2 separate regions of the Mus musculus genome follow, and region 1 is linked to region 2. Evidence: chromatin loops called from intact Hi-C (ENCODE). Cell type or tissue: left cerebral cortex. All regions are shown on one strand. Each heading gives the region's core, and the rest is flanking DNA. Links, peaks and the distances in the headings are about the cores only. Region 1 has its middle 5.0 kb from the start of Lsm4. Region 2 holds the start of Lrrc25 (leucine rich repeat containing 25).

Region 1 (4,384 bases), core at 229-4,228, 52 kb before region 2:
TGCTTGCTGAGGAAGCATCTCTTACCTAAACTGAAGCTTTCCTTTCTGGCTAGGCTGGCTGGCCAGTGAGCTCCCGGCACCTCAACGTCTCTGACTCCTCAGTGCCAACTCATGGATGGCTGTGCCTTACTTTTTACATACGCATTTTTTTTTTAATTAAAAAATTGCATTTACTTAGAAGCATTCAGAATGTCAACAAAAAAGCCGCATTTTTCTTTTTTGCAATTAGAGTGGTCTTCAGTTAACAGAACAACAATTACTTCATATAAGCTGCATCAGAGACATCTGAAGATGAAAAAACAAAACAAAAATAAAACCAAAGGCCGGGCATGGTGGCGCACGCCTTTAATCCCAGCACTCGGGAGGCCAGGGCTATACAAAGAAACCCTGTCCCGAAAATAAATAAATAAATAAATAAAATAAGATAAAACCAAGCCAGGCGTGGTGGTACATGCCTTTAATCCCAGCACTTGGGAGGCAGAGGCAGGTGGATTTCTGAGTTCGAGGCCAGCCTGGTCTACAAAGTGAGTTCCAGGACAGCCAGGGCTATACAGAGAAACCCTGTCTCAAAAAACCAACCCCCCCAAAACAAAACAAACAAACAAACAAAAGAAAACAAAACAAAAAATAAACTACTGTCCCCATATATAACAAATTTGTGCTGTGTACCAAGAACCTGCTTAAAATTTCCATGCCAATTTACAACCCCCAGACTGTACCAGGCAAGGTTAGTGGCTATTGAAAATACCACCAGGACAGGGCTATCTAAAGACACATTCAGTAGTGTTTTAACTATACCAAAAAGTGAGAGAGAGAGAGAGACACACACATACTGTACACTTTAAAAAACAAATCTTACACACCCTTACATTTCAAATTTTTTCTTTAGAAGGAGTGAGTTGGGGCTGGAGAGATGGCTCAGTGGTTAAGAGCACTGACTGTTCTTCTGAAGGTCCTGAGTTCAAATCCTAGCAACCACATGGTGGCTCACAACCACCCGTAATGAGATCAGATGCCCTCTTCTGGATTGTCTGAAGACAGCTACAGTGTACTTACATATAATAAATAAATAAATCTTTAAAAAAAAAAAAAGGAGTGAGTTGTTTACAGGGGGGTTAAGTGCTTAATAAATAAGAAAAAAAACTGTGTGAGAACCAACTTATTTATTATGTATGAGTACACTATAGCTATCTTCTTTCTTCTTTTGTTTGTTTGTTTGTTTGTTTGTTTTCGAGACATGGCTTCTCTGTGTAGCCCTGGCTGTCCTGGAACTCACTCTGTAGACCAGGCTGGCCTCGAACTCAGAAATCCGCCTGCCTCTGCCTCCGGAGTGCTGGGATTAAAGGCGTGTGCCACCACCGCCAGGTTCTATAGCTATCTTCAAGCTATCTTCAAACACCCCAGAAGAGGGCATCAGATCTCATTACAAATGGTTATGAGCCACCATGTGGTTGCTGGGATTTGAACTCATAACGTCTGGAAGAGCAGTCAGTGCTCTTAACCACTGAGCCATCTCTCCAGCCCTTACACAGATTTTAAACTCAGATCCTTTTGCTTTTCCCCACCGGGTCATCTCCCTTGGGTCCCAAAACAAGTAGCTGGGGGATAGCAACTCATACCTGTTGTCTTAGTTAGGGTTTCTATTGCTGCAGCAAAACACCAGGACCAAAAAGCAAATTGGGGAGGAAAGGGTTTATTTGGCTTATATTTCCATATCATAGTTTATCACCGAGGGAAGTCGGGACCGGAGCTCAAACAGGGCAAGGACCTGAGGCAGCAGCTGATGCAGAGGTCACGGAGGAGTGTTGTTTACTGACTTGCTCCCCATGGCTTGCTCAGCTGCTTTCTTACAGAACTCAGGACCACCAGCCCAGGGATGGGACCACCCACAGTGGGCTGGGTCCTCCCCCATTGATCATTAATTGAGAAAATGCTTTATAGCTGGATCTCATGGGGGAATTTCTTCAACTGAGGCTCCTTTCTCTCTGAGGACTCTAGCTTGTGTCAGGTTGACATAATATGATGTCATCCCAGCACACATACCTCCATGACTGTTAGTCAGGATGGGCATCAGGGAGATGTGGGGCTAGCAGCCAGAGGTGCCCACCGGGGCATTAGCGGCACAATTGCTATGGGTATCACCAACGCTTACTGGATGGAGTAGAGTCCTGGTCCAGAAGAGGGCTTGTGTCTGCGTCTGCAAACAGGTTGTGGCTCTACACCTGTGGCTGGGGACCTCATTGGCCCCGTGGGGAAGCTACTGTTGTTTGCCTAAATGGTCAGGAAAGGGGGAGAGAAGGTGTGATGGAAATGTGTCAAAAATGTATGAAAGCCACCCTCCTCTGGCTGAACAAACACATGCTAATACAGCAGCCAGGGGAGAGGCAGGATTATTGCCATAAGTAGAGGCAAAACAGCAAAACTGCCTCAACATAACCAAAGCCAAAAGTAACAAAAGATCCAACAACCCCGGGGCTGGTGAGATAGCTCAGTGAGTAAGAGCACTGACTGCTCTTCTGAAGGTCCTGAGTTCAAATCCCACAACCACAATGTAGCTCACAACCATCTGTAATGAGATCTGGCGCCCTCTTCTGGAGTGTCTGAAGACAACTATAGTGTACTTACATATAATAAGTAAATAAATCTATTTAAAAAAAAAAGAACCAACAATTTCTCTGGAATGTGGGGAGCCTGGTTTGCATAGCAAAACACTTCTGAAAACAGAGAGAGAGAAAGAAAGAAAGAAAGAAAGAAAGGAAGGAAGGAAGGAAGGAAGGAAGAAAGAAAGAAAGAAAGAAAGAAAGAAAGAAAGAAAGAAAGAAAGAAAGAAAGAAAGAAAGAAAGAAAGAAAGAAAGGACAGAGGAGAGTTTGGGGAGATTGGTGTAATGGCCATGTCTTTAATCCCAACACTCAAAAAGCAGAGCCAGGTGGATCTGTGAGCTTGAGGCTAGCCTTGTCCACATAGCAAGTTCTGGGTACTAGGCAGTCAGAGTGTGAAAGTGGGCCAGCCAGAGCTTTGTAGTGAGCAGCTGTCTCAGAACAAAGTAACATGAACAAAAGGGGGGGGGGAGGCTGTGAGAAGGATCAGTGAGTCTCACTTGTCGTCAAGACTTGGTGACTTGGTCCATGACAAGCAAAGATTCCACACAGTCCTACGCATGCCAACTGGCATGCCAACTGAGCCGCAGAGCCAGGGCTGCTGGCTGCGTTAGTACTGTTTTCTCACTGTGTTCAGAGTGTTCCAGACTGAGGGTGCTGGCAGGGGTGTGGCCTGGTGGGGTGTGGTCCAACAGGGATGTGTTCTGCAAGACTCCAGACTGGTGTCAAACAGCCCCTAAAGTCACCTTTTGTTTACCGGGAAATGAGCTTAGACTGGGAACTTAAAGATTGTGTGGTCAACACACTGGGGCATCAGTCTCTCCTCCACAGTCAGATATAGAAAACAGCTGGAAACAGCTTTCTGACACCTGCACACACAGAAACCCAAAGCTTCCTGGGGATGGAGAGCTGGCTCAGGGGTTAAGAACACTGACGGCTCTTACAGAGGACTTGGTTCAGCTTCCAGCACCCATACACCAGCTCGCAAACACCTGTACTAACTTCAGTTCCAGGACATCTGATCTGACACCCTGTTCTGGCTCCAGACACCTGCACATGTGTGCTCAAACTCTCCCACATACAGATAATTAAAGGTATCTAGGGGAGGTCGGGCATGGTGGCACACGCCTTTAATCCCAGCACTCCGGAGGCAGAGGCAGGCGGATTTCTGAGTTCGAGGCCAGCCTGGTCTACAAAGTGAGTTCCAGGACAGCCAGGGCTGTACAGAGAAACCCTGTCTCGAAAAAACAAACAAACAAAAAAAACCCCAAAACAAAACAAAACAAAAGGTATCTAGGGGAGTTGGGGTGGCGTGGGGGCCAGACCAGAAGATAGCTCAGTGGGTGAAAGCATTGCCATGAAAACCTGGGTTCAATGCCTGGGACACAGGTAAAAAGGCAGGTACACAACACATATTTGTGATCTCAGCACCCCTGTGGTGAGACAGAGAGTGGAGGTTGAGGACTCTTCCAGTATTTCACAGGTCAACTAGCTCTGAGCCTTGCTGTGGGGGAAAAAACAAGAGAGACATGACCTGACCCTCAGAATATTCCCTGACCAAGCCCTGACCATGGCAATGCCCACCTGTTATCCCAGAATCAGAAAGTGTATCGGTCCAAGGGCATCCTCAGCTGCATAATGAATTTGAGGCTAGCCTGGACTACACAGATCCTGTCTCAGTAAAACAAAACAAAACATAAGAAAACACAGGCCGGCTGTGGTGGCGCACACCTTTAATCCCAGTACTCAGGAGGCAGAGGCCAGCCTGGTCTACAAAGTGAGTTC
Region 2 (4,384 bases), core at 316-4,315:
ACTTCTCTTTTTCCCTGGTGGGTCACCCTCCACAGGCAACTCACAAATTTCTCAACTCTCTCTCTCCCCTGCACCCCCCCCCCCCGCTGGGAAGTGGGAAGGTAGGTGGGGACAACAGCCTAACAGCCTTACTCATTTTATCCAGTCCTCACCTGCTGTGCATCCTACAAGCCACAGGGAGATTCCATTGATGTCCCTATAGCATGGGGACACAGACATCCACGAAGTCAGGAGCCCGGGCTGCTGACCTTTCACCAAGCCCTAGTTGACCTGGAGCCTGGCTTCCTCCAGAGGTATGAGCTGGGTTTACAGCTCACAACGTGGGGACTGGCCCCTTGGAAACTTTCCAAACTCTTACCCCAACCCCTAAAGGGGAGGGGAGGCCTGCAGCCCTCATCTGAACATATGAAGCCACTTGGCCACACAGCCTGCACAAGGCCCAGCTGACAGTCTCAGGCCAACTGCTGAGTAGCTGGTAATTCCGCTGACTCTGACGGGGCATGCCTCTGTCCTGCTAAAGCAGTCCTTGTTCACTGTGGGCAGGGATCTATGGTCACTCACCTGGCTGCAGACCATGAGCAGTCCTCGGCCGGCTGGCCAATAAAGACATTCTCATAATCCATTGTGAACCTGCTGGGTGGTGAGTCTGGGGCCTTGGGGCCAGGTCGCCGGCTGCTGTACCTTGGCAGGAAATCTGTCACTGGTTTGGGGATATCGTGTGGGGACATCTGGGCTTTGCTGAGGCTGTGCTCACTGGCTCTGCGGCGGCGGCGAAGAAGTCTCCAGGCCAGCACAGATCCACTGACAGCCACAGCCAGGGAGATAGTCCCAGCAACAAGGGCTCCAATGGTCCCCGGGCCCCAGCTGGGGGGACAGCTGACCTGAAGGAAGGTGGAGAGGTTCCTTGGAGCTTCGGTGGCTGGGTGTAGACACAGTAGCTGCTGCTGCCCGGAGCAGTTCTGGCGGAGAGCATACCAGGAGGCCAGCCCACAGCTGCAGTCTGCCTTGAGCTCCAGGTCACAGCGCAAGGCCAGGGACCTGTCCACACTGTCCAGCTGGTTGTGGGTGACAATCAGGGTCTGCAGCTTTTCCAGCTTGTCGAAGAAAGCCCCAGGGAGCACCTGCAGGCCATTCTTAGACAGGTCCAGGACTTGAGCATGGCTGGCCTGCAAGGGGCTCCTTGGCAGGGACAGGCCAAGGCCACTGAAATTGAGGCAGGTGCCATTAAATGTCTGAGTCCAGTCTACCCTGCTCGGGTGAACCATGCAGGTGAGATCTTGACTTCCTGACTTGTGAAGCAGGGCCAACAGCATCAGGAGACATAACCACAGCAACCTAGTTCTGATGCTTCCCATCCCAGCAACCTGTGTGGTAACACCTAAGTTAAACACTGGTTTGGTTTTGTTTTAAATACAGATTAATAATTCAAACCATGTAGTGGCTCGTGCCTTTAATCCCAGTACTCGTCTGGCAGAGGCAGGTGGATCTCTGCGAGTTCGAGGCTAGCCGGGTCTACTTAGTGAGACCCAATAAAACCCAAATAAAGCACCCCAACCAGTTAAGGCTTTTCTGACATGGAAGCCCATGGCCCCTGGCTGGCCACCTTTCTCTGGGTTTCCCTGGTTCCTGGGCCTCCAAATGCTGGTCTGTGAAATGGGTGCATCCTGCACCTGCCCACCACAAGACTAGACTATCCCACCCCCACACACACCTGCCCAGGCTTTGCATCTCTGCAGCACCTCTCACTGGCCAAGACACAACCACACAACCGTATGCAAACGAGTTGTTGTCCTGGAAACCTCCTAGCCCGATCCTGGCCATCTTTCCTGCAGACCCTGCTATTATTCTACATTGCCCAATCCGCGAGTGAGCTGGACGCGACGTTGCCTTGAGTCTCACCTCCTGGCCTTCGTGATGTCTCGTAAGCCTCAGGGTCCTAGGGTCTGGGTTGGGGTTCACAGCTCCTGGTGCTTTCCACCTGTTAATCCACGCCTGCGGGAAGACGGGAAGACGAGTAGGTGTAGGAGTGGAGGGGACAGCAGAGAGCCCTCTGCCAGCCTCAGGCTCTCACGAGAGGAGGAGGGGCCTTACTGTCCCACTTCTCTCTTGCTGTGACCTCACCCTGAGCTCCTTGGCCCGCAGCTTCCCCTCCACCCGCTTCCTGATCTTTGCTGGGCTCTGCAAATATTCACTCAATGAACAATCACTTAAAGTGCCTCAGCTCTGGGCAGGTACTCGGGGGACATCTGGTCCTGGAAAAGGTCAGAACTGGACAGTGATCAGAGGTCCGATCCCCACCCCCACGCCCCGCCCCAAATAGAGGCAGGACAGGAAAAAGGGACAGAATTCCACAAGGTATCTAAGAAGAGATAGCTAGCAACACATAGCTAGGAGTTGTCAAGGAGTCTTAAAACCTGTCCCTAGGGCTGCAGCGATGGCTTAGCGGTTAAGAGCATCGACTACTCTTCTGAAGGTCCTGTGTTCAAATCCCAGCAACCACATGGTGGCTCACAACCATCTGTAAGGAGATCTGATGTCCTCTTCTGGAATGTCTGAAGACATCTACAGTGTACTTACATATAATAAATAAATCTTTAAAAAACAAACAAACAAACAAACAAACAAAAACTGTCCTTACTTCTCCAAGCTCCTAACCCTCACAGGTGCTTCGTGGAAGTTTCTGCAGCAGGCTATTGGAAAGGGGCTGTAGGGACCAGCTAGGGGAGGGCACATAGCTGATAAGTGCCTGGCAGGCAGCAGGAGCTAAGACCCTGAGGCCCAAGGAGCAGCTGGGTAAGAGGAAGCTGAAGGGGGAACTAGAAGTGTGGGCCTCACTCTCACACTGGTGGAAATGGGTAATCCAGAGCCAGCAAGTCCCGGGGCCAGTGGAAACCAGGCTGGAGTATGCTCAGGGGAAGGGAGGAGGTTGGGGGTATGAAGACCGAATCTGTATTCCTGAGGCAGAGAGACATGCCAGGCTATCAGAAAGAACCCCACCCAGGGAGAGACTGTCCTAGAAGAGAAAGTGGCTAGGCTGTGTGAGGTCATAGGGTCGGGTGACCAGCTCTGTCCTTGACCCCCTTGGGGACGATACCTATGTAGAGGCTCCATGTGGCAAGGCTGACAGGGTCGTGGGATACAGGAACCCTAGCACTTGGGGGCCTGGCCTATGCTGGTAGCTGGGTTTGTGTGTGTTCCCTGACCCTGGTGAGGCCTTTGTTTTGTTTTGTTTTGTTTTGTTTTGTTTGTTTGTTTTTTGTTTTTTCAAGACAGGGTTTCTCTGTGTAGTCCTGGCTATCTTGGAACTCACTCTATAGACCAGGCTAGCCTTGAACTCAGAAACATGCCTGCCTCTGCCTCCCAAGTGCTGGGATTAAAGGCGTGCGCCACCACCGCCTGGCTTGGTGAGACCTTCTTGGGGCTGTAGATTGTGCTCAGCAATTGAGGGAGCTCAGACACAGCCCAGCTGTGAGCCTGGGGTTTGGGTCCCACACGAGCAGCCCAAGTGTCTGTGACATGACATCCCATGTGGATGACCCTGAGCAACAGCTGTCAGACCCGACGACGACATGAGCTTTAGCAGCTTCCACCCGCTCATGACACTGGGGCTCAGGGGCTCATTTTTAGGGTGTGGAATATTCTGGAAGCAGAGATGGCAGGTAGGACAGAGGACAGCTGACAAGAGACTATTCTCTCCCTCCTCCATGTGGTCAGAGGCTGACCTCAGACTGTCAGGCACAGTGGCAAGCGCCAGTCTACAAAAATCTTTGAATGAAAGCCACAGAAGCCAGAAGTGCCCTCAGCCACAACCATATATGCTCAAAGACACCTCAAAATATCCAATGATTCTTAGAGACACCCCTGAGACCCTCAAAGATATTGAGAGACCTCCAATGTCTCCAAAGTGCCAGTGACACACACACAAAACTCCCAAGATCCCTAGACAGCTCTCAGTACCAAAGTCCCCAATATATTACACCCCACAATTGAGCTCTGCTGTCCTAATGCTCCCGTGCTGAAACAGCCTGGGCCCCCCACTGTCCCAGTCTCTGAGGTCAACTCTACCTGCTGCTTGTCCCCCCACAAATGTCTGACACCCCAGAAATGCCTACTCCTGCCTACAGCCTTCCCTGCAGCCAGGCCCTAGGTCCTGCTATACTGACCCCTTCCTGGCTCCCATGAAGACTGTGCAATGGGCACTCCATTCTTATTAACAGGAAGGAGGAAGGCTGCGTGCCAGGCTGCTGACCAAGCAAAGACCAGGGGATGGGCTGTGTGACTGGGTACACTGAGAGTCATTGGTCAGATTAAGATTGACAAGTGAATTCGGTCAGCGGATGGGACCTCATAGAGGACTCGAAGGCTTCACAGAGAAGCACTCAGG

What was found. A loop is a pair of places that touch in the nucleus more often than their neighbours do. Peaks named below come from ENCODE experiments on the same cell type or tissue, not always from the same donor. Only the 100,000 strongest peaks of a DNase experiment are listed, where the experiment ranks them.
Region 1: it touches region 2 in a loop (2.4-fold over the local background); 19 of 42 quality-filtered maps call a loop at or near these places.

What each region holds. Positions count from the first base shown.
Region 1 is chr8:70,666,059-70,670,442 of GRCm38, reverse strand. No RefSeq gene overlaps it. Among named protein-coding and RNA genes, the nearest start is that of Lsm4, 5.0 kb to the left of the region's middle. In left cerebral cortex, for the core only: CTCF peaks have their summits at 1,192, 1,396 (motif pointing right) and 2,568 (motif pointing left); a DNase peak (open chromatin) is centred at 3,200.
Region 2 is chr8:70,614,542-70,618,925 of GRCm38, reverse strand. It overlaps Lrrc25 (leucine rich repeat containing 25), which reads right to left and starts at 2,082. Exons shown (of 3, transcript NM_153074.3): 1 at 1,900-2,082; 2 at 562-1,364. The coding sequence starts at 1,355. In left cerebral cortex, for the core only: no CTCF peak of the experiment used is centred there; a DNase peak (open chromatin) is centred at 2,108.